Linked DNA regions of Homo sapiens: regions 1, 2 and 3 are each linked to region 4. The links are chromatin contacts, found by Hi-C or POLR2A ChIA-PET in ENCODE. All regions are on one chromosome and are shown on one strand. Each heading gives the region's core, a stretch centred on a gene start or an enhancer-like site at or near the end of the contact. The rest is flanking DNA. Distances are from core to core; before and after follow the strand shown.

The links. A loop is a pair of places that touch in the nucleus more often than their neighbours do. ChIA-PET counts read pairs that join two places held with the same protein, here RNA polymerase II (POLR2A). Pooled maps may share reads with other maps.
Region 1: a map of CD8-positive, alpha-beta T cell shows a loop between it and region 4 (10-fold over the local background). The contact joins the promoter of GNL3L here to the promoter of UBQLN2 in region 4. A Hi-C loop is called at or near these places in 2 of 168 maps with a recorded cell type or tissue (B cell and CD8-positive, alpha-beta T cell) and 8 of 50 pooled maps.
Region 2: a loop to region 4 is called in a map of CD8-positive, alpha-beta T cell, with 8 times the contacts of the local background. The contact joins the promoter of PHF8 here to the promoter of UBQLN2 in region 4. A Hi-C loop is called at or near these places in 3 of 168 maps with a recorded cell type or tissue (CD8-positive, alpha-beta T cell and naive thymus-derived CD4-positive, alpha-beta T cell) and 11 of 50 pooled maps.
Region 3: a loop to region 4 is called in a map of CD8-positive, alpha-beta T cell, with 11 times the contacts of the local background. The contact joins the promoter of TSR2 here to the promoter of UBQLN2 in region 4. A Hi-C loop is called at or near these places in 1 of 168 maps with a recorded cell type or tissue (CD8-positive, alpha-beta T cell), 1 of 37 single-sample maps with no recorded cell type and 7 of 50 pooled maps. POLR2A ChIA-PET finds 5 or more read pairs at or near these places in 1 of 52 experiments (GM12878).

Annotation. Positions count from the first base shown.
Region 1 is chrX:54,526,411-54,532,862 of GRCh38, reverse strand. GNL3L (G protein nucleolar 3 like) reads right to left here and starts at 2,644. Exons shown (of 16, transcript NM_001184819.2): 1 at 2,444-2,644; 2 at 278-343. The coding sequence starts at 296. RefSeq lists enhancers at 2,239-2,498, 2,509-2,568, 3,019-3,068, 2,723-3,243.
Region 2 is chrX:54,043,166-54,049,304 of GRCh38, reverse strand. PHF8 (PHD finger protein 8) reads left to right here and starts at 4,832. Exons shown (of 22, transcript NM_015107.3): 1 at 4,832-5,543. RefSeq lists silencers at 615-909, 4,721-4,890 and enhancers at 4,241-4,700, 4,911-5,160.
Region 3 is chrX:54,437,003-54,442,956 of GRCh38, reverse strand. TSR2 (TSR2 ribosome maturation factor) reads right to left here and starts at 2,553. Exons shown (of 5, transcript NM_058163.3): 1 at 2,455-2,553; 2 at 2,177-2,267. The coding sequence starts at 2,535. RefSeq lists an enhancer at 2,786-2,835.
Region 4 is chrX:56,558,305-56,564,876 of GRCh38, reverse strand. It overlaps UBQLN2 (ubiquilin 2), which reads right to left and starts at 1,250. Exons shown (of 1, transcript NM_013444.4): 1 at 1-1,250. The coding sequence starts at 1,003. RefSeq lists enhancers at 254-313, 324-523, 920-1,547.

The sequences.
Region 1 (6,452 bases), core at 1,395-3,894, 2.0 Mb after region 4:
ACATGGTGAAACTCCGTCTCTACTAAAAATACAAAAAGTAGCCTGGCATGGTGGCACACACCTATAATCCCAGCTACTCGGTAGGCTGAGGCAGGAAATGCTTGAAACCGGGAGGCGGAGGTTGCAGTGAACTGAGATTGCACCACTGCACTCCAGCCTAGGTGACAGAGCGAGACTCCATCTCAAAACAAAAACCAAAAAAACAAAAAGTTGCTGTGAAATTCTATGAATATTCATTAAAAGCACAGGATTGGGAGGGGTGGTAAAGGAAACTCACTGTGTCTAAGTTTCATCATGATGACCAGCTTGAAAGCAGATAGGTTCAAATCTGCTTGCTCTCTTCCTGTCAGAATGGGAGAAGAAGCAATTTGAAGACAGCTGGGAATCACAATGCCACAAGCCCCCTCCTAAGTCCCCTAAAGGTAAAATGTTAAAGAACATTATGAGGAAGGCGTAATAATTAGGAAAACTGGGAGAAGCTGGAGCTAAAGCCTCATATGGCTGAGTCCACACAGAGAAGGCAGTGTCATACTACCCAAAGGGAGGAATAGGTCTCAACCTCATCCGGGGTGGAGTCAGTGGCTCAAAGCCACTGGGCTTTGAGCCCAGTGGGGTCAAATGGGGTCAGATGGGGTCTTTGGTCCTTATTCCTCCACACTGTAGTGTTATATTCTAGGTAGGGGACTAGTGCTCAACACCTCCACACTGAGGGGAAAGGGACATGCAAGGATGGTCTATTTCTATATGGGGTGATAATAGTGCCTCTTTTCCCAAGTAGGGGATTCTATATCTCATCTACCCTGGGAGAGGTGGTGGGGAAGGGCGTAAATAGATCTCAGGAGTCTACCCTGGGGAAAAGGGGCCTGAGAACAGGGATTCTTACCTGAGTGTCTATATGGATTGAGATAAGTACAAAATCTTGGAGGAGGGGGTAAAAATCTGTGCCTGCATATGCCTGGGGTCTATACCTTGGTGATTTGGGTTGGGGGGATTGCCATCTGTCCCTCTACTCTGGGGTGCAGAGAAACTGGGGAAACCCACAAAGTGGCTGTGTGCATCTCTGCTGCATGGGGAAAGAATCACAGATCTGTTTATCTCTAGATTGTGGGGATGGGTCCTGCGTCTCTTCACCCTGGAGAGGGCTGTGGTACAGGATCGATATGCCTGATTCCACAACTATGCAGCTTTGAATAAGCGGGTCTGCACCTTACCTGCAGTGAGCTATTCTGGACCCTTCTATGGAAGGTGGACTGTGACAACTTTCATCTTTTATGCTGGTTGAAGTCAGCGGCACACTAACACTGAAAGAAATAGGGGCTCTGGTTCTCTGCATGGGTGGTGTGTGGAGGGGGCTGGCAATGCAGCTATAAATTAATAGATCAGCCCTAATACTTGGGGGTGGGGGCGTCTGTGATTCTACCCTGGGTGGAGAGAAACAGATCTGAGCTCCACTACCTTGGGTAAAGGGGAGAGACCATACGCACTGAACTGCCAGGTAATCAGCGATGTCACTCCCTCTCAACATTACAGGGAGGGAGACCTGCATATCTGCTCCTGTGGGGTATCTCCCTTGCTACATTTAGTGATTCTAAATCTTTGGGGGAGGTAGGGGGAGGTAGGGGGATGATCTGTGTCTACCTCAAAGGGAGAGGAACACATCTGAGCCCCTCTACCCCCACGGCCCCTCAAGGGGCAGACCTGACTGTCTCTTCATGGATTAAGGTCTGTTCCTGTTTGCTTCGAAGCATGTTGGGTGCTTCGAAAAATTACACATTCGGTAAAACGGGGGCTACGGAAGTAGGGATCAGGTCTGATTCTCCACAATGGGGACTCACTCTAACCTAAGAGGAGGGGGCAATTGGCTTAGTTGTCCATAAGCTGAGGCCTGTAACTGCAACCACTTTGGGGACGGGTGAGTTGGGGAGCGATACTGAGGGCTCTGAGTCTACGCGTATGGGGAGGAGGTGCCCTCCCTCTGTATATTAAATGTTTCTAAGCTCCTCTATGCTGGTATGGGGGCAGATACATCAAAGCCTCTGTCTGTCCTGAGGAGGTGCCTCGAGACGGCTGTCTAGAGCCAAGCCAAGGAAGTGCCTTAAGTCGGGAGAAGTCTGCGCTGCTCAGCTGGGTGGAGGGAGATGTCTCTACACGGTTGGGGTGGATGTCCCCCATGCCTTTGGTGGGTCGACTCCTGTCTATACAAGGTGAATGCAGAATGAAGCCTCACTATCTTGAGGACGATCAACGCTTCACCACACAAGTGAAGTTTGTGCCTCTCTACACAGTGTGTCCCGGGTCTACACCTTTCTAGGTGGGATGGGGCAATGCCCCTCTCCCGGCAAACTCCACTCCGCGAAAAGGCAATTCGGCGCGTCTCCACGTGTGCCGCGATCCCTGCCCCTCTTCCGGTCCCTTCTACCCTGGAAGGGATCCTGCTGTTTACCTCTCTATTCCAGGTTGGCGGGCATCTCTGGTTTCACATCCAATAGACGATCCTAACTGCCCGGCCGTCTAGGTGAGCGCACATTGTGAGAAAAGAGGAGAGAAGTTTCTTACTTACACTTCCGGCGGGGATCTGAGAAGCGAGGGCAACACGACAACTCGGTTGAGCGAGCAGAAACTCTCGCGCAGCTAGGCTCCGACTTCCGGATCCCAGGCCGGCGGCGCCCGACTCCGCCCACCGTGCGGTCTCCGCGGGGGGGGGGGGGGGGGGGCGGAGCTTCTGACTGACAGCTCACGCCCGCCCGTCCCTTCTTCGCGACCACGCTGGCCCCGCCTCCTGCCTGCCCCGTAGTTAAGGAAATAGCGGAGGAGGGAGAAGGAGGACGGGGAAATGACCGGGAAGAAGCGGCGGGTCGACTGGTGCGGCCATATACCTTACTTGCAAGCCAAAATTTTGTCTGCGGGCATCTGTCTGGGGTTAAATATGCGTGCTCCCAAATCTCAATAACCAGGCAGTCACCACGCCCGAATCAGACAAGGGTGGGGGATGGTGTCTTTGTCTGCCTGGAAGATGGCGACAGCAGGGTGTGAGAAAATGGCCGCCTGGGTCACGTGTCTGGCCGAGTATTTCCCCACCTGAAGTGAATTGGTTAGCTATTCCCAACCACCTTCCCGGGTCCTTGAGCCCCAGACCATCCCTGAGCACTCCTAGCTTTTTCTGCATACGTTCAGATCTATGGCCATACCCAACCCGAGCTGGAGCAGGAGCCAGAACGACTAGAAGCCTCTCCCACACTAGAAGCCTCTCCCACCCTTTTGCCTTCTTCCCCTCCTACTCCATCCTTCCCTCAATCCCGGAGCAGCGTCTGCAGAAGGGAATGAATTTATATCTCTGGAGTGGGGCAAGTAGGGGTTTCTGAAGCCATCTCAAGGAGCTGGCTGGGAAGTGAGGTCTCCCCCACAAAATAGTAAATATTAGTCTGCAAATGTTTTCTTCTTGATGGTTTAATTCCAGCCCCTCCTCTTCCTCAAGCCTAAACCCTGGGGTGGGGCACAGAGTAGGTGGAACTCTGTGCCTCCGAGGGTGGGTTTGTTTCTCCACTTCAAGCACAGACGGGCTGAAAATGACTCCATCTGTCCCTTTATCCCTTACATAAACAGGACTCACTACCTCTCTACATCGTTGGAGGGCTTCTAACCTCTCATCCTAGAGACACATGAAATTCCTCTGGACCTGAAACCAGCCCTGACCACTTTCACCTTTCCCCCTGCATTTGCAATTTTGCTCTGTTTCTCTAAGACCTAACTCTTGTCACTTCGATGAAACCTTCTCTGACTTTCGCAGATGAGTTAGAAACCCAGAGCACCTTACCTATACAGCTAAGCTAGCACTTATCACAATACTGTAGTTGTTTATGTGACTGTGTCTCCACAGGAGGGTGAACTCCCTGAGAGCAGGGGCCATGTATCTTCAAGCTTTCAACAACACCCAGCACAAGACTGGTATGAGGCAGGCTTCAACAACTGTTTGTTAAATGGGTGAGTTTACAGGCCTGCACCACAAAAAATGGGAAATGGGCTGTTTAGTAGATGGCATTGGGAAATTTGGCTCTCCATGAAAAGAAATATAAAACTGGATCTCTATTTATTCCACCTAAGAGGGTAGACTGTGAATGTGAAAGGTAAAACTATGAAGTTAATATATGCAGGAGAATATCTTTGTGACTTGTGACTGGGGAAGGACTTTTTAAACAAAATCCCAAATGCACAAGATATAAGGGAAAAAATACAATGAAATCTTGTGGAAACTAGTTATTACGACTTTGGAAAACAATTAGGAAGTATCCAGAATAGCTGAAGATGACCCTGGGACCCAGCAGTTCTAGTATTGGAGATGATTGATTAATAGGTAGATAGATAGATAGAGATCACCTCTAAACTTTAACTCCTAGAGAAATTCTTATACACTTGCTCAATGAGCATGTGGAAGAATGTTCATTGCAGAACTGTTTGTAATAGAGAAAAAAATGTGAACAGCCCAAAATTCCACCAACAGGAGAATGAATAAGTAAATTATGGTATAGCCATATGACAGAATACTATGCAGAATACTATAATGAAAAAGAATGAATCATGTTGCATGCATTGACCCAGCTAAATTTCAAAAACACAATACTGAGATAAAATACAAATTGCAGAGGACACATAAAGTATGAAACCATTTATATAAAGTTTTAAAATCTAGAAAACAGCAAACAATGTTGCTTATAGATTATATAGATATATAAACAATAATTTTTTTTTCAGACAAGATGTTGCTCTGTCGTCCAGGCTGCAGTGCAGTGGCTTGATTTCCTCTCCCTGCAGCCTCCACCTCCCTGACTCAAGCCATCCTCCCACCTCAGCCTCCCAAGTACCTGGACTACAGGCATGTACCACCACACCTGGCTAATTTTTGTATTTTTTGTAGAGACAGGGTTTCACCATGTTGCCCAGGCTAATCTTGAGTTCCTGAGCTCAAGTGATCCAACCACATCTTGGCCTCCCAAGGTGCTGGGATTCCAGGTGTGAGCCACCGCCCCCAGCCAACAATAATTTTTAAGGAGAAATACCAAATCCAGAATACTGATTACCTCTGGGGAAGAAAACAAAAGAACAGAATGAGAGAGAGATACACAGGGAACTTCAACTGTTTGTCTAATATTTTACTTTCTAAGCTAGGTGGTAGGTACGTGGGTTTTTGTTATCTTCTCTATACTTATTTGTATGTCCGAAATATTTCATATTTTTTAAAAGACTACAAGGATCTGAAACAAAATGTTAATAATAGTTAAATCTAGATTAGTGGTTCTCTAACTTTCCCCAGCATCAGAATCACTGGGAGGGCTTGTTAGAACACCAATTACTGGGCCTCATGCCCAGAGTTTTGATTCAGTAAGTCTGGTTTAGGGCCCAGGATTTGCATTTCTAACAAATCAAAGTGACATTATCAGTGAATTTAATTTTCTTCCTTGTACTTTTCTGTGTTTTCCATGTATTTGATGAATATTTATTACTTTAGTGAGAGATTGTGTTATTTTTTAAAATCTCTTTCATCTCTACTTCCCACTTTCATTTCCCTCCTATAGGCAGCCATTCAAAGGTGTTTTATGCATATTTTTGCATATATGCATTCTTGGAAAATACGTATTATTGCTTTATGTGTATTTCCTCCTTTTTTTTTTTTTTTTTTTTTGAGCCAGGGTCTTGCTCTATCGCCCAGACTGGAGTGCAGTGGCATGACCTCCACTCACTGCAACCTCCACCTCCTGGGCTCAAGGGATCCTCCCACCTCACCCTCCCGAGTAGCTGGGGAACTACAGGCGCACATCACCATGCCCAGCTAATTTTTAAAGATGTTTTTACTGGTCTCGGCTGGGCACTGTGGCTCACACCTGTAATCCCAGCACTTTGGGAGGCCAAGGCAGGCGGATCACCTGAGGTCAGGAGTTCGAGACCAGCCTGGCCAACATGGTGAAACCCTGTCTCTACCAAAAAGAAAAATACAAAAAATTAGCTGGGTGTGGTGGCAGGCGCCTTAATCCCAGCTACTTGGGAGGCAGAGGCAGGAGAATCGTTTGAACCCGGGAGGCGGAGGTTGCAGTGAGCCAAGATCAAGCCATTGCACTCAAACCTGGGGGACAAGCACGAGACTTCTCTCAAAAAAAAAAAAAAAAGATTTTTTTACTGGTCTCAAACTCGGGGCTCCAGCAATCTGCTTGCCTCGGCCTCCTAAAGTGATGGGATTGTGGGTGACTGCACCCGGCCAAATTTTTATTTTATATTGTTTCCAAATTCAGAACAGTCGAAAGAATGGTATAATGAAAGCCCATATACCCTTATACTTCACCAAATATCATCCTACATAACCACAATACCATTATCAAACCTAAGAAGATTTAACTATAATTCAATAATGCCATCACGTATAGCCCATATTCACATTTCCGCCCAATTATCCCCAAAAATGC
Region 2 (6,139 bases), core at 3,583-6,082, 2.5 Mb after region 4:
CTAGCTAAGTGACCTCCAGCAAGTGAATTAAAGTTTCTGTACTCAGCTTCATCATCCATACAATGCTAACAGTATTGATATCTACTTCATATGGTTGTTCTAAGGATTCAGTGACTTAATGCTTGTAGCGAGTTTGTAACAGTGCTTAGCACAGTAAGTTCTCAGATAATGTTATTTAGTATTATTTTGTCTTTTGTTTTTACTGTCCTTGTACTTTCAAGTCTGTTTCAGAGGACACCTGTTTTTCCTCATGTAAGTTTCCCCCCAATCCCCCCTTTTCCACTCATGTGTTTTATAGTTCACTGTAGCCCTCATCATTTTTTTTTTTTACCTCAATAGCTATAACATATATGTAGAGAAATGAATTGGAAAAGATCCTGCTGAGGTTCCCTCTAGAGAGGTAAGCAGGCATTGAAATGCCCTGTCACGGGGAAAGTTCAGCCTGGCTGTTTGAATGTTTATAATGGGAATGCATTTACATTACAATGGGATGGAACTGAATCTGTGTTATTAAAAATAAATGTTTACAACTGTTAAATGGAGGTGGGATGGGGGAGGTAGGCTTCCAGGGCAGCCTGGTGCTGTGGCAGCCAGGTCCCATCATGGGCTGCATCCTCTGAGACTGGACCAGTCCACACATTTCCAGGGCAGCAGCCAGCTGCCTCCCATCCTTAGCAGTGGCAAGACTTGCTTTGTCAGCAAATCTGACTGCCTCTGGTTCAGACCCCTGGCAGCTTTGCCTTTCCTAATATCCTTTGTCCACTCCCCACCTCTCAAGGACACTGGGGAGGAATTTTAGGAGTCGGGGTAGGAACCACTGTACCTAGGTCCAATGCTACCTCTTGTGAAGCCTTTCCTCACACACCCACTGAATGTGTTTGAATTAACTGTGACTGCCTCTTTGTTCCCACACCACACAGGTTGCTCAAACCTCTATGTAGCACTTAGGGTTTGACCTTTTCCAGCCTCCTTGTTTTGTTAATTTATTAGATCGTCTATTCCCTAAGGGTACACACAGGGTCTCTAATTCAGGCTTGGAGACCCTGACCCCCACCTGTAGCCCACCCAGTCCTCTTGCCCCCATCTTAGGGCTTTAGCACTTTTTTTTTTTTTTTTGAGATGGAGTCTTGCTCTGTCGCCCAGGCTGGAGTGCAGTGGCACAATCTCGGCTCACCGCAAGCTCTGCCTCCCGGGTTCACGCGATTCTCCTGCCTCAGCCTCCTGAGTAGCTGGGACTACAGGCACGTGCCACCACACCCAGCTAATTTTTTGTATTTTTAGTAGAGATGGGGTTTCACCATGTTGGCCAGGATGGTCTGGATCTCTTGACCTCGTGATCCACCCGCCTCGGCCTCCCAAAGTGCTGAGATTACAGGCGTGAGCCACCACACCCGGCCAACACTTTTGATTCCTTTTGCCTTTGTCCCTAGCTAGCTCTTTTTGTTATTCAGGTCTCAGCTCCTGTCACCTTCTCTGAGAACCCTTCCTTGACTACCTTATCTAAAATAGACTGCTTTCCTTTCAAATCATTCTCTATCTCATAACTGGTCTTACTTTCCTGATAGCACTCACCTCAATTGGAAATTCTCTGATTTGCCTCACTTTTTATCCGTCTCCCTTGCTGGAAATGAGTCACAGGAGGGCGGGGACTTGTCTGTTTTGTTTACCCCTAAATCCCCAGTGCCTAACAGTAGGTGTTCAAGAAAATATGTGAATGAAATTCACATATTAATGAAATTTTATTTGATCATTGACTGTTTCCGCCAGTAGACTGTCAGCTGCATGCAGGCCAGGGCCTTATCTGGGGTACCTCAACATCCTCAGCACCTAGCACAGTGCATGATGCATAGTAGATTAATAAAGAACTGTTGGGTGAGGGAATTAATGTTCCACACACACCTGAACTCAACATAGTCCAAATTAAATTTAGTCTCCTCCCCACCAAATCTGTTTTCTCTTCTGCGTAGCCCAGTTCATTCAGTGGCACCGTCATCTATGCTGACACTCAACCCAGAAGTGAACTCACACCCCTTTCACTCACTCATCTGCTATTATCAGTTTCCAAACACTGCCTAGTCAACCTCCAAAATATCCAAATTATCTCATCTTTTTCTACCCTTTCCCAAACTATCCTGGACCAATTTTTTCCCCCCAACACTAGTGAAACAGCCTCATTCCTCCTGACTCCTTGTGAAGCTAAGACATCTTAAACTGCAGGACCTGTCACTTTCCATAGGGTCACATGGTGATGTGTTTTATAAAGTTCACAAAATACATTTAAACAACAATTGGTTCAAAGTGCTGTCCCTTTCCACTGAGGGCCTGGCCATACTTTCCCTTGCATTAGGTGGTGTTGGAGCTGCCTGACATTTTTGAGATCCACCTAAGGGGAAGTTGATTTGGGGGATATATTTAGGTTGGGTTTCATGGGATATTTGTTATTTAAAAATTCATTTTATTTTTATTTTGTAGAGACAGGGTTTCACTATGTTGCCCAGCCTGGTCTTGAACTCCTGGGCTCAAGTGATCCTCCCATCCTGACCTCCCAAAGTGCTGGGATTACAGACATGCAATCTGCACCCGGCCCCATGGTACATTTACATGTGCCTTGTATCACTTCTCTTCGTAATTATTACCCAGGTGAAGGAATTGCTTGTAGAAATACTCTTACTGCCTACCTTTGAACCTAATTTTGTATTCATAAGTCATTTTTTTTTTTTTTGAGATGGAGTCTCGCTCTGTCACCCAGGCTGGACTGCAATGACACAGTCTCGGATCACTGCAACCTCCGCCTCCCGTGTTCAAGCGATTCTCCTGCCTCAGCCTCCTGTGTACGTGGGACTGCAGGCATGTGCCACCACACACGGCTAATATTTTTATTTTTAGTAGATATGGCGTTTCACCATGTTGGCCAGGCTGGTCTCGAACTCCTGAACTTGTGATCCGCCCGCCTCGGCCTCCCAAAGTGCTAGGATTACAGACATGAGCCACCGCGCCCGGCTATTTTTTTCTTAAAGACGTCTCACCCTTCCTCCCCCAAACCATATAAGCTTCAGGTCCCATTAAACCTGGACCTTTCAGTGCAGTGGCTCAGGCCTGTAATCCCAGCGCTTTTAGAGGATCTGAAACCAGGAGTTTGAGACCAGCCTGAGCAATATAGCGAGGCCTGGGCTCTATAAAAAATAAAAAATAACCGAGTGTGGTGGTGTGCGCCTATAGTCTCAGTTACTCATGAGGCTCTGGCGGAAGGACCGCTTGAGTCCAGGAGTTCTAGGGTGCAGTGAGCTATGACCGCCCAGCCTGAGTTGACAGAGTGAGACCTTGTCTCTAAAACAACAAACATAAAAAAAAAAAAAAACCCTAAACCATCCTCTGGGTAAGTCACAAATATGAGACTAAGCTACCCCTGCTCAAAAACCTGTGTTTTCTTTTTGCTAACTGCATACAATCTAAACTCTTTTGCATTTCGCAATCTTTCATGTTGTGACCCTTTACTGTTTGACCTCCTACCTATCTCTCTTCTGTTTTCCTTGTTCCAACAATATTCAACTTCTAGTAAATATTTTTCTATGTGCCTCCATGCATTTGTACACGTTGATCCTTTTGAGTACAATGTTCTCGCTTGTTTATTTAAGTGAACTTAATCGTCCATGTCCCCCTGCCGTCTTTCTTACAGCAGCTGCAAGCAGCTTGTAAGGCTCTTTTGTAGCTTCATGTTGCATTTTGCAAAGGTCATTTTGCAGGTGGTATTTGTGTGCTTACTGTGCCTTCTATTCCAATTGTTTACTCGCAACTTTGTTTCCTGCACTGGCAGATGCCCTCCCACTCCAGAGGCCCTGTTTTCACCATTGCATCCCCAGGGCCTACCCCACCATCACTGGTTAGTAAATTGTGTGCACGCACACATTTCCTTTTTAAAGCAATGGGACCCTTTAAGAAAATGAAATAGTAAGATAACTCCTAGAGAATTTTCTAGAATGTTTGAGAAAACCTAGGCCATCTTGAAGCATATGTACGAAGCTCCACTAACTCAGCAAAGCTCCACTAACTCAGCCTTTCCTCTCATCCCCCCTCCTCTCCCCTCCCCTCAGGCTATAGTCAGAAAATTGTGGGACAGGTGCAAACAAATCCTTGAACTGTATTTGAACTGAAGTGAAACAGTAGGGTCAAAGAAGAGTTCAGAGGGAGTTGTGGAGTTGGCAGCAGCTTTACAGAGGAACTACACTGAGGGCCTGGGGACAGAACGCGGGTAGCACAGGGCACAAGGTTCAACGTCCCTGCTCCGGGACTCAAGTCACTTGGCTTCTCGAAGCCCCTGCCTTCATTTGGTGATAATCACAGAGCTTCCTTCACAGGGGGAAGAACCAACAACGCAGAGACCGTGGGAAAGAGCCCAGCCTATCGAAGGTGCTCAATGAACAGGAGCCGCGGTGAGTACTCCGCCTCTACCCCGGCTGAAGCCCGCCCCCGCCGCCACCTATTAATTTTGTAGTTTGGAGTCACCGAGTTCACCTCCTCTCATAGGAGGAGAAGGCTGGGGAGGAGGAGTGTGCGAGTCGGGGTAGCTGAACTCCCTGTTTGCCCGGAGGAGGGGGAAGGCTAGGAAGTTTCGGGCCCCACTCAAAATGGAGCCAAACGTCTGCCTCGCCTAAGATGGCGGCTTCTCCGCCTCTGGGCTCAAGGTCTTCAGCGGCGATTGGGCACCTTAAAGAGACGAGCGGGTCCAAAGGTGGCTGAGAACCGCCCTCCTTTCTCAAGGTGGCGCCCCGCCCCCCCGATGACGTCACCCGGGAGCCGGCGGCTCGCGGTTCCCCGCCTCCGCCGCGCTCACCTCGCGAGTCCAGCCCTCATAAGATGGCGGTCGCCTTGGTTGTCTGGGTAGCGCCGCCACTCTCAACATGGTAGCTGTTTATCCCGTATTTCTCCTCCCCTCTCCGCCTCAACTTCCTCATTGTTTTGAATAAACTTTATTGACTACTCCGAATTGCCTACCACCGCCACTGGGCTTCTCCCAGCGACTTTTCGGGCCGTGTGCCTCGGACGTGGCGGCCGGTTCATCTCTTTCCCCGTTGGTTTGCTCGCGAGTATCTCCTGCCGGCCCAGCGACGACGCCACTTGCCCGTTCGCCGGGCGGCCGCCAGACTAGGCCCAAGCCGCGGTCTCCAGTAGGCCCGAACGGCCGGGCCGAGGGGAATGTTGTGGAGGAGGCTGCTCTGAAGCACCGTTGAGCGGCTGGCGCCGCGCGACCCAGCGGGGGGCTCGAGGGGAAGGCGAGCGAGGTTCCCGGCGGTACGGGGACTATCCCAGAATTCGACGCGCGTCGCCGTAGGGGCCGGAACTACCGGACGAGCCTCCGCTGAGGCGCTTCGCAGTCCCGGAGCTAGCCCGGCTGCCGGCGTGTCGCTGGGGCTGAGCTCCGCGGGCGTGGAGTCCTTGCAGCCCAAAGCATGAGGAGGTCCCTGTAGGATTCTGGACTGAAGACGTTCTTGTCAGGTTTGGGGCGTGAGGAGGTTCCTGTCAGTTGGGGAAGCGTTAAGATTCCTGTAAGTTTTGGGGGCTGCGAGGCTATTACTGTCAGTTTTAGGATATACTGTGAGGTACCTGAACATTTGGGGAGACTAGGGAGCTCTCATCAGTTTGAGGGGGGGCTGCAAGGAAACGCTGCCAGTTTCCGAGCGATGCAAAAGAATCCTTGCTTAGTTTCGGGAGTGTGAGGAAATTCTAGTCAGTTTGAGGGGTTTTGAATAGATCCTTTTGAGTTTCAGGGATGCAGCCAGAACCCTGTCATCTTTAAAGTACAGAACGAGCTGGTCAGTTTAGAGATTTATATTTATTTCAGTTTTGGGGGTGATGAGACTCCTGACTGGTCGGGGAAGGAATGATATTGAGAGTGATGGAAAGGATTATTTAAACTCTCCGAACACGACCCCAGAACTGTGATTTGAGTTGGGCGCCTAGTCTTGTCTGTCTTGTTCGTGAAGGCTTTGAGTAACCTGAAGAGACTTTCAGGGATCCCTTATCTCTCTCTGGTTGGCCCTATTTCAGGTGGTGAGAGGAGGGTCTTGTCTTGAGATACCCCCAGCCTCATTTTTGACGCTGTGGTTTGCGTCATAATAGAGGGAGCCCTGTGAAACAGGGG
Region 3 (5,954 bases), core at 1,304-3,803, 2.1 Mb after region 4:
CTAATGGTGGCCTCCTCAAAGGTCTGTTATGAGGAACCATCCAACACAATGCCTAGCACAGTGAAGATCCATGATCCATGTTAATTTCTATCATGCAAAAGCTGAAGTTTTTGAAGTGAAGAGAACCTTCACAACTGTGGTTCCACTGATAAAAGAAGCCACAGACCAATGGGATAGTTAAGAAGAAATGGACATAGTAATTCCAATGATGAAATCATCATAGCCTTGACACTGACATCCTACTGTGTGACTCTGACTGAGCCACCTTCCTCTCTGGGCTTCAGTTACCTATGGGCCTATGCTCTACTTTTTCTGAATTAGACAGTAACTCAAGAAAGTCTCCCACAAAGCTCCTAGCCCTCTCCCCTCTATGTGCTTTCTCTGGGAGAGCTCATCCACACTCTTGGCTTTCCCTACCACTCAAACTTAATATCCCCCGAATTTATCTCCAACTGAGACTACTCTGTGCCTGGACGTTTCACAGATGCCGCAGATCTTCCATATCTAAAGCCAGACTCATCACCTTACTCTTTAAACCTGCTTCGCATCCTCCAGGGTTCCTCTACTCCGAGAAAAGACACCTAATCCACCCATCAACTCAAACCAGGAACTTGCCTCTTTTTCCCTCCCTGTCTACAGCCAACCAATCTCCAAGGCCCTATTCCACCCCTTCTTTTCCATGCCTGTTGCCACTGTCCTACTTCAGGCCTCATCAGTTTCTAGACAAAAACAGCGTTCTCATCAGTCTTTCCCTCTCCAGGTTATGCTTCATACTGATTATTTCCTGAACTTTCTAGCCAGCAAATCCCATCCTATTTCTCACCCTAGAACCTGCCCACGAATTTTTACCAGCCACTGCAGTGTTTCACAGTTTGCCTTTGAGAAATATCTGTTCTGCTGGGTCTTAAGGGACACTATCCATAGAAAGCTAATGAGAAACAAAAGCAAACAGGTTTTTTAGTGGTTCTTATTCTTACCCAAGCCTTTAATATGTTCATGAGTGTTAAGACTTTTCAGTGGGAGCAGAACAAGAGTTTTTCTTACATAAGGTAACTGGAGAAGCTTCTTCACTGAACATCTAACAGAACTAGTTAGCATGAATTTTGGCAAACACTGGCCTAAATGATAAAATCAAAGGCACATAAGGGCTTCCATGTCTTATGCTTTTCAAGGGGGCTTCCCACACCCCAGCTTCATTCTCTACCACTCCTCCACCCCCCACGCACACACGCCCATACTCCAATACTGAGCTCCCTGCTACTTTCCAAATATAACACATTATACCCTCATGCCACAGAACTTGAGTGTTGCTCTCTCTGCTTCCCCCACCTAGTTAACTCCTTCTCACTAAGACCCAGCCCAATTCACCACCTCCACTAAGAAGCTGTCTCCCCATCCTGTTACCCCATGCACCCTGAGCTCCTCTTTATCAGAAAATCTATCAATGTTGTAACTATTTACGTGTGTGGATCCTCAATGGATAGTATACTTTCTTGAGAGAGATGACTCTGCCTAATGTCATCTCCAAAGCTAGAAATTGAATGAAGATTTTTTTAAAAACCATACTATGCAACAGGCCCTCTACTGGGCCTCTTGTTCTTGTATATCCCTCAAGACGAGCCTACAGTGTAGATCTTTGCTGTCCAAACAGCCACAGGTGGTTACTGAGCACTTGAAATATGGCTAGGCCAAATCGAAATGTGCTAAAACTGTAAAATACCAGATTTTGAAAACTTAATACTAAAAAATGTAAAATATCTCAATGTTTTATACTGACTACATGTTGAAATATTTCATACACACCGAGTTTACTAACATTGATTTCATCTGCTTTTTGCTTTATTAAAGTGGCTACTAAAAAATTTTAAATTATATGTGACTAGCATAATATTTCTACTGTACAGCGCTCTGGTGGATACTTTTATACGCATTTTAGAAACTAGGAAACTGAGTCTCAGGGAGGTAAACTGCCTTGTCCAGAGTAATCCCACGAGTCAGTGGTACAGCCCGTAAAGCACTGGAATCCAGGATTCTGATTCTAAAAGCTGAATTCATTCCACCTCACCTTTAGGTACCAATCCACAACTGCTCGAGAGGAAATGCAGGCTCTGCGGGATGGGGCTCCTCCTCTCCACACCCCCACACAGGCGGGTCGCGGCGCCTCACATTCACTCACCATTGCGCATGAAGTAATCCTCCACTGCACCCCCCAGCCACTTGGCCTTCTCCTGGCTGTGCACACCCCCGAAGCCATTCTCCACAGCGATCTGTAAACACAGGTCCAAGCCCACCAAGTCAGCTTGGGAGCAGACCTGGAGTAGCCTGGAGGCCGCTTACGCCGCCCAGCCAACTCCTCTTATGCCGCCTAGCCAAGCCTCAGGCACCTAGCCCAACCAACTCCTGTTCTGCCCCGGGCCCTAACCTTGACCTTGCCCTGGCCCTGGCCCCACTGACCTGCAAGGCCGGCCAGGCCTCCAGGGCCGCGCAGACCCCAGCCCGGAAAAGAGCTCGCGCATCTTCTGCAGCGCCCGCCATTATCCGGCCCCAGTCCACGTGACGTCCCGGCGGCCCAATCCCTCTGTAGCTCGGCCCAGGCAGAACGAGACGCAAGCCGAGCCTGAGAACACAGGATTCTCTTTTCCGCAGACCTGGCAGCAAGACTAGAGCAAAAGAAAAATCTGTCAGAGCGATCGATGACACCACCAGAGTTACTCACTTAAATCAAAGGACACCAGACCTGAAGGACGTGTGGGGCCATGGTTTCCGGATCCGTGGGTACTGCGGAGGAAATATGTGGGGAACTTATTACAGATACAGATTCCAGGCCCTGGGGCAGAGGACTCAGTGAGTATAGCCTTAAAAATCTGCATTTAAAAAAAGCATCCTAACATCTGTATAGAATACTGCAACCAACAACAGTAAAATACAATCAGCTCTCCCTATGGGGGGCAGTCCACGTCCGTGAATTCAACTAACCTCAGATGGAAAATATTCAGGAAAAAATTGCATCTGCATTGAACATGTGTATACTTTTTTTCTTGACATTATTCTCCTAAACAGTACAGTATAACAGCTATATACATAGCATTTACACTTTATTAGGCATTATAAGTAACCTGGAAATTATTTATTTATCTATTTTTTTGAGACCGAGTGTCACTCTGTGGCCCAGGCTGGAGTGCAGTGGCGCCATCTCGGCTGACTGCAACCTCCGTCTCCTGGTTTCAAGCAATTCTCGTGCCTCAGCCTCCCGAGTACCTGAGATTACAGGTGCCCACCACCACTCCCAGCTAATTTTTGTGTTTTTAGTAGAGACAGGGTTTCGCCATGTTGCCCAGGCTGGTCTCGAACTCCTGGGTTTAATCCACTTGCCTCAGCCTCCCAAATTGCTGGGATTATAGGCGTGAGTCACATCTGGAAATGATTTAAAGTATACAGTAGAATATTCATAGGTTATACGCAAATACTATGCCATTTTATATCAGGGACTTGAGCATCTATGAATTTTGGTATCCTCCGGAGGTCGTGGAACCAGTCTCCCACGGATACCCAGGGATAACTGTACATGTTTTTCTGAAGTACACAAGAACATTCTCCAGAACAGATCATACACTAGGCCATACAGTAGGCCTCCATAGATTTAACAGGATTGAACATACAAAGTATGTTGTCTGACCACAATGGAAAGAAGTTAAAAATCAGTAAAAAGAAACTTACAAAATTCACAAATATATGGAAATTAACACACTCCTAAGCAATAAATGGGTCAAAGAAAAAAATCACAAAGCAAATTAGAAAACACTTTTAAATGAATGAAAACAAAAACATAAAAAAATGCATGAGATGCAGCTAAAGCAAAACTTAGAGGGAAATCTTTAGCTGTAAACATGCATATCTAAAAAGAAGAGCCGGACATGGTGGCTCATGCCTGTAATCATAGCACTTTGGGAGGTTGATGCGGGAGGATGGCTTGAGCTCAGGAGTTCAAGACCAGCCTGGGCAACATAGTGAGACCCCATCTCTAAAAACAATTTTAAAAATTAGGCCAGGTGTGGTGGCTCACGCTTGTAATCACAGCACTTTGGGAGGCCAAGGCAGGCAGATCACTTGAGGTCAGGAGTTCGAGACCAGCCTGGCCAAGATGGTGAAACCCCGTCTCTACTAAAAATACAAAAATTAGCCAGGTCTGGTGGCAAGCACCTGTAATCCCAGCTACTTGGGAGGCTGAGGCAGGAGAATGGCTTGAACCCGGGAGGCGGAGGTTACAGTGAGCCGAGATGGTGCCATTGCACTCCAGCCTGGGAAACAGAGTGAGACTCTGTCTCAAACTAAATAAATAAATAAATTTGAAAACTAGGCCAGGCATGGTGGCTCACACCTATAATTCCCGCACTTTGGGTGGGCAGATCACCTGAGGTCAGGAGTTTGAGACCAGCATGGTCAATATGAACAAACCCTGTCTCTACTAAAAATGCAAAAGTTAGCCAGGCATGGTGACACACACCTGTAATCCCAGCTACTTGGGAGGCTGAAGCACGAGAATCGCTTGAACCCGGTAGGCAGAGGTTGCAGTGAGCTGAGATCACTCCACTGCACTCCAGCCTGGGCGACACAGTGAGACTCTGTCTCAAACAAACAAACGAACAAACAAAATTAGATGGGCATAGTGGCATATGCGTGTAGTACCAGCCACTCAGGAGGCTGAGGTGGGAGGATTGCTTGAGCCTGGGAGCTCAAGGCTGCAGTGAGCCGTGATTGTGCCACTGCACTCCAGCATGGGGGACAGAGCAAGACCCTGTCTCAAAAAAATAAAAAATGAAAGAATGATATCAAATTAATAACCTACACTTCCACTTCACAAAACCAGAAAAAGAAGAGCAAAGTAATCCCAAGGCAAGCATAAGAAAGGAAATAATAAATAATAGAACAGAAATAAATGAAATAGAGAATTGAAAAACAATAGAGAAAAGAAAAAACAGTGAAGCCAAAAGTCAGTTGTTGTTTTTTGTTTGTTTGTTTGTTTGTTTTGAGATGGAGTCTGGTGCTGTCACCCAGGCTGAAGTGCAGTGGTGCAATCTCAGCTCACTACAACCTCTGCCTCCCAGGTTCAAAGGAGTCTCCTGCCTCAGCCTCCAGAGTAGCTGGGATTACAGGCATATGCCACCATGCCCCGTTAATTTTTGTATTTTTAGTAGAGACAGGGTTTCACCATGTTGGCCAGGCTGGTCTTGAACTCCTGACCTCAAGTGAGCTGCCCACCTCAGCCTTCCCAAGTGTTTGGATTACAGGCGTGAGCCACCGGACCTGGGCGGTTATTTTTTTTTCAGAGATGAAGTCTTTTTTTGTTGCCCAGGCTGGAATGCAGTGGCACAAACATTGCTCACTGCAGCCTCAAACTCCTGGGCTCAAAGGATCCTCCTGCCTCTGCCTCCTGATTAGCTGGGACTACAGGAATAGGCCACCATGCCTGGCTAGTGTGTGTGTGTGTGTGTGTGTGTGGTTGTGTGTGTGTGTGTGTGTGTGTGTGTGTGTGTGTGTGTGTGTGTTGGGAGGGGGTGTCTCACTTTGTTGCCCAGGCTGGTCTTGAACTCCTGGTTTCAAGCGATCCACCTGCCTCGCCTCTCAAAATGCTGGGATTACAGGTGTGAGCAAATGCAACTGGCCAAGTCAGTTATTTGAAAAGATCAACAAAATTTACAAACCCTTAGCTAGACTGAGGAAGAAATAAAAGAAAGAAGACTCAAATTACTGAAATCAGGAACGAAAGAGGACGTATAATTACCGACCAGTCAAAAAAGACCACATATTGTATGATACCATTTATATGAAATATACAGAATAGGTAAATCTATAGAGACAGAAAATACATGAATGGTTGCCCAGGGCTTGGATGGGGAAAGAATAGAGTGTGACTTCTAAATGGCTTCAGGGCTACTTTTGGGGGTGTCGAAAAT
Region 4 (6,572 bases), core at 1-2,500:
TCGTGCTGGTAGTTGCAGAACTCTGGGTAGCTGGCGGTGGTGCCCATGGATTGGGTAGTGGATCGCGATTTTCTGTGCGGGAAGGCTGCGTACCTTCCCCAGAGGAGGAACTACTCCCCACGGAGGCAAATGGATTACCCCCAAACTGCTCTTGTGCGGCATTCAGCATCGGCTCTTGAATGTCAGTGTACATGCGCCGTAAAGCATTATAGCCACCTGGGATGCTTTCTAGATTGCTAAGAGCCAGGTCTTGATTTCTCATCATCTCTTGCATCATGGCTGGATTCCTGGCAATTTCGAGTGTCTGCCTCATTATGTCTGGGTTGTTGAGCAGGTGACTGATTTCTGGGTTTCTCTGAATCAATTGCTGCATCTGTGGATTAGCCATAATGAGCTGCCTCATCAGATCGGGATTCGAAAGCATGCTCTGAACAAAGGGATTTTCCATTATTTGGATCATCATCTCAGGGCTGGCCATAAGCTGCTGCTGCATCTGGCTCTGGAGCTCAGAGAAGTTGGTCGAGCTCAAGCCCAGGCTGCTAAGGCCTGCAAGTCCTCCCAGGCTCCCCAACCCAAACGGGTTGCTATTTGTGGAAATAGGTGTGGAGTTACTCCTGGGAGTCGACGCCGAGGTAGTGTTAGTTCCCGCGGCATTGCTAGGCTGCGTGGACTGGCCCTGAGGTCGGTTCTGGCTTTTGATGACAAGGTGAACAGTCAGCCCATCATGGATGCCATGCTGGATCAAGGTATCTTGATCTTTTAAGATTTTTCCGGCAAAAATCAGCACTAGCTGATCGGTTTGGGATTTGAAGCGTTTCGAAATCGCTTCCTTAAACTGCTGAACCGAGCTGTTCTCGGGCACCGCGAACTCCTCTTTCTCTTTGGGAGTCTTCACCGTGACTTTGATGATTTTAGGCTCAGCCGGGGCAGCAGCCGAGCCTTGGGCCGCAGCAGGGCCGCGGGAGGGGCGCGGGGGGCCGCTGCTCTCGCCATTCTCAGCCATGGCGGCCGCGGTGACGCAGGCGGGCAGGGAAGGCGCGGGCGGGCGAAAGAGAGAGCGCGAGGGAAGGAGGAAGGAAGGAGGCACCGCCGCAGCGGGCTGGGCCGGGTCAGGCGGGGAGCGCGGAGCACGGTACCTCTGTGATGAAGACTGCGGTTCCCTGGTCCTCCGGTGGAGAAAGGCCTGGGCGTAGGCCGCTGGCTGAGGTCTCCGCGCTCCGGTCTCTGGGCCTCCTCCGCCGCCGCCTTGTGATCCGACCGCGCGCACTCCCAGCAACTCTGGCAGCCGCTCCGCCTGCTGATCCCCGCCCCTTCCCCTCCCCCAGTTCCGCGCTCGCCTCCCCGCCCCCTCTGCTGACGCGGCGCCAGGCCTAGATTGATAGATTTGGCTCGGTCAAAATTAAAAACTTCTGCACTGAAAAGAAAAAAGGGAGAGAGAGAAACAAAGGGAGAGAGAGAAGAGAACAGAACAGTACAGAGCAGGCGAGGCAGAGAGGGTGAGACGGAGAGAAGGAGGCGGTAGAGAGTCAGCTTCTGTAAACGACATTAAAAGACCAATGGAGAATGTATATTAGCAATCTGTAAGGCAGTAAAAGGGTGAAAGCCTGAATCGAACAGATCCCACGTATAAGACGAAAAATGAATAATAAAGAACTCTGACAAAGCAAAAAGAAAAGAGGAACACCTCCAGTAGGGGAAGGGAAGAAGACAGAGCAGGAGCGTGCATTTTACAAAAGGAGTGCAAATGGCCAATAGACATTAAAAAAGGATGATTAATTTCACTACTAATAAAAAGAAATCAAGTTAAAACAATAAAATTCTACTTTTGGCTTATCATATTGGCAGGGAAAAAAATAATGGTAAACCTTCTTGTTGACAGGGACCCTAAAAAATGCCCTCTCAGGCTAGCTGAAGTGTGAATTGTTACAACCATAGGGCAATTTGAAAATATATATCAGCATTTTGAATGTTTCCACCTTTATTTAGAAATGCCTAACCTAGACACTTCGCCTAATAATCGGATGAGGATGCAAAAATATTTATGTATAAAATGTATATACATTGTAGCATTTTAAAATGTTATTTAAATATATTAACTATCTGTTTACATGAGATTAGTTGAGCACATTATCATATTACCATACAAGAAAATATAGAGTGTCTTTAAAGGTATACATGAAATAAACTGTAGTTATAGGGAAATCACAGAGTATTTTCAATTATGCCTTTGTATATTTCTGTACAGTTACAAACTATATAAGAATATATGTTCCAATATCAAAAATACAATAAATATATTTTTATTTTAAAAGCAATTTTTGAACAGTTTGTTGTATATGTAAACCGTATGTGTAAAAAAATCTGGAAGGCTATGCACAAATAAGTTAATGGCTGTTAGTACTGTTTGCTGAAATTATGAATAATTCTTATTTTCTATTTTCATAAGATTTTGAATTTTCTGATGATTTTTGTAAGTATGCACTACAGAAAGGTATTTTGGGGAAGAGTATGGGTAGAAATTGACAGGCACATAATAGTAGTGGCAAACATTGACATATTTACCTAATTTAATTACAGATTAAGTAAGAGCAATAAAGATGTAGCAATGCTGAGAAAGAGAACTTGAAAAATAGAAGAAATAATTTCAAATTTATCTATATATTTCTAACTCTAGGTTAAACCACACAGAAAATTCTTCCCCAACCCCCACCCTCTACCAAGCATCCACCAAAGCACCACTGCTTTCAACATTTAACAGCATTTCAAAGTCATTAGGTCACAAATACTTTAATAAATCTGAAGATAAGAAAAATATATATATACAGGTATGTTATATCCATCGATGGAGAAATGGAAGAATTAATATTATTTTACCTCTCTATTTTATTAATATAATTAATAAAATACAGAGGTAAAAAGATGACTAGCTTTAAATATGTTAATATGTATAGATCTAAAAAGCCAAATTAATTAGTATTAGGTTGATGCAAAAGTAATTGCGGTTTTTGCCATTGAAAGTAACGAATTGTTACTATTATACAATGGTTTTTGCCATTGAAAGTAATAGCAAAAACCGCAATTACTTTTGCACCAACCTAATACATGCCAAACAGCACTCTAATACATTCTTATGTATATTTGAAATATTCTTTTAGAAATATACCAAACTTGCACCCATGAGGAAGAGGAAATGGAATAGGATACAGGATAGTGAGTAAAGGGAACTTAAATATGTAAAAATGCTTTTTATCTTTAAAATGAAAGCAAATATGATAAAATATCAGCAATAGTTAATTATGGGTGGTGAGAATATGAAAATATTATAGGTAATCTTTAATTTCCATAGAATAAAGCTAGATATTAATAATCAAAGTATGAACAAAAAACCAACCATTTGATTATTAAAACATAACTGAATACTTTTGGGGCAAAGTGCAATGTTCTTATTAGAATAAATTTACAAAAATAATGATAATGAGAGCATATACAGCAATACTAATGCTAGGATTTTTCTACGTGTGATCTGAGAACATTGTTAAGAATGCATGTTTCTAGGCCCCACGCCAAACCTACTGAAATAAGTGGTGCACTGGAAGCTGCATTTGTATCAAGGTCCAGTTTAATATTATTTCATTTATTAAGTACTATGTGGATGAACTCAGAGTCAAATTTATACATTCAAAGACTTAAAATATCAAACAACAGATTGAAAATAAGGGAAGTAGGCATTCGAATAAAGAAGGCAACGGAAAATAAAAGGAGGGAAGTGAGGTGACAGCTATAGAATGATAAAAGCAAATATTAATGAATTAACAAACAGAAAAAATAAAATTTGTTAAGTAAATCTAAGAAAGTATTTGAAGAATCAAGTCAAATACACAAATCTTTATTAATTGGCGATTGTCTTGGCTGACAATTCCCTCACCAAAATACACATCAGAGGGGCAAAACCATACTCACCCTCTTGAGGAAACCTTCCAGAAACACACTTCTTTGCATTATCTTTCTTTACCTTAAAAATTATGTGATTGTGATTTTTTGACATTTTACTTCAAAATATATTACTTTTAATGTTTTAAGTTACAATGAAATAAAATTAACATTTTAGTAGTAGAACATACGTATCCTCATTAGGGAAAAGGACAGCATTAATTAGCTGAAACAAAGAAAGCACCAAGAAAAATATACGAACTAGTATTGTGTGAATACATTTAGTCACAGATGAAGGAGATTTTTTTTTTAATAAAAAAGAAATACGTTGTAAAAAGATTGGCTAATGACAAAAAAAAAAAAAAAAAGCCCTGATGACTACATTTCTAGGAAGATAGATATGGCCAAAATATATTCCAGAAGTAGAAGATCTTAACAAACCATGTAAGAGACATGTAAGAAAATGAACAAGGCCAGGTGCAGTGTTTCATGCCTGTAATCCCAACACTTTGGGAGGCCAAGTCAGGCGTATTCCTTGAGCCCAGGTTCAAGAACAGCCTGGGTAACATGGCGGGACCCCATCTCTACAATTTTTTTTTTTTTAAACTAGCTGAGCTTGATGGCTAGTGCCTATAATCCAAGCTACATGGGAGGATGAGGTGGGAGGATCGCTTGGGCCTGGGAGGTGAAAGTTGCAGTAAGCCTTGATCATGCCACCACACTTCAGCCTGGGTTACAAGAAAGTAAATAACTAGTTATTCTAAAAATCACCTTTCTTGTTCGTAGTGGCTGCTGAGCTTACGTTTTTTACCCTCTCTCTTTACCAAATCCCACTGAAGTGACAGAAATGAGAAAAATAATAACCCCCGAACAGTAAGCCTTGATCATGCCACCACACTCCAGCCTGGGTTACAAGAAAGTAAATAACTAGTTATTTTAAAAATCAGCTTTCTTGTTCATAGTGGCTGCTGAGCTTACGTTTTTTACCCTCTCTCTTTACCAAATCCCACTGCAGTGACAGGAATGAGAAAAATAACAACCTCATAACAGTTTTGAAAAGGTGGAAAGAGTGCCATCAATGAACTTTTAAGTTAAATATCAAAATAAATTCTAGATTAAAAAATGAAATCATAAAATTTGCAGAAATATATTAGGGCAAATATTTACATAAGCTAGGCATGATGGTAACCTGATGAAAATGACAAAGAAAAATCATGGATGGAAAAAATTAATAGATTTCATTAAATAAGAATTTTAAACTATATATCAACAATGTAATAAAAATTAAGCAGTTAAAGACAAACAAAAAAATTGCAACATATATAACGCATGAGATCTATCCATGACATACAGACACTTCTTACAAATTTTTAAAAAATGAACGCTCCAAGGGAAAAATAGGCAAAGGATGTTAACCAGTATCTTACAAAAGAAAAAAAAAGTCAGAATGAAAAGAAAAAGGAAAGAAGGAAGAAAGGGAGAAAAGGAAGAAAAAATATGTTATCTCCTTTAAATAAAAAAATACAAATTAAAGTAACTGTGAAATACTTTTTGTCTATAAAATTTAAAAGACCAATATAATATCCAATCTAGACATAGTCAATAAAGACTGCCTAAGTTCAAATCCTGGTTCTATTACCTCTGATTGTAAACTGCATGACTTTGGCAAATAACTTAACTTTTCTGTACTTCAGTATTCTTCATTTATAAAATGATGGACTATTTTGATAATCAAATAAATTAACGTATTTTAAGCACCTACAAGTTTCCTGCTCATAGTATCCACTATAGAAGTATTATTATCATTAGTAGTAGTAGTACAGGAAAGAGGTAACTCATAATCTGCTGGGAATTAAGTTACTTAGTAAGTACAGCTTATTTAAAGGGCAATTTGCTGATAAACACTAAAAGTTTAAGAAAATGTGCAGACAAGTTCACTGAGTAATTCTACGTTTAGGAATTTATCTGGAGGCAGTAATTCTTGCTCTTGGCGTCTTGAGATGATTATACTAAATGTGTTTTCTTCCTGCAGTGTAACTACAGAACCTAAGAGAAATCCCATGATTATTCCCTACTCCTGTTGATGCATTTGGGGGCAAATAATAAAGTCAGAACCAGAGAAACAGTATTGTGGTATTGTAGCAAGAGATTAAACTGGAGCCAAACAGACCAGTATTTCAACTCCAACTTGGTCACTTACAGTTTTGTGACTGAGTAGTTCATTCATTTCTTTGAACCTCAGTTTCTTCATCAGCAAAAGTGGGATTAATACACATACCCTTCAGGGTTGTAGTCACAGGCAGTAAGTACATGAGCCAGACAATAATTGCTCTGACACACACCCCTCTCTGAAAATAAAGCAAATGAAATAAGTTTACCATTGGTAGGTTAAATTAGGAAATGAAAAAATGAACAACAAAACAACACAAAAAACCTAGAAAGGATCAGAGCAGAGATACAGTCTAGCTGACAGATATGTACTCTGTTCTGGAGATACACATTCAAATTACATATCATTTTTGTTCTGACCCTATGTTCCCTATAATCTGCTAATAATTTTGCTTTTTCATTTAGTTTGCCTGTTAAGCAAGAATGTACAAATCAGGCTATCTTGAATGCCCAGAAATTCTAGTGTTAGATAT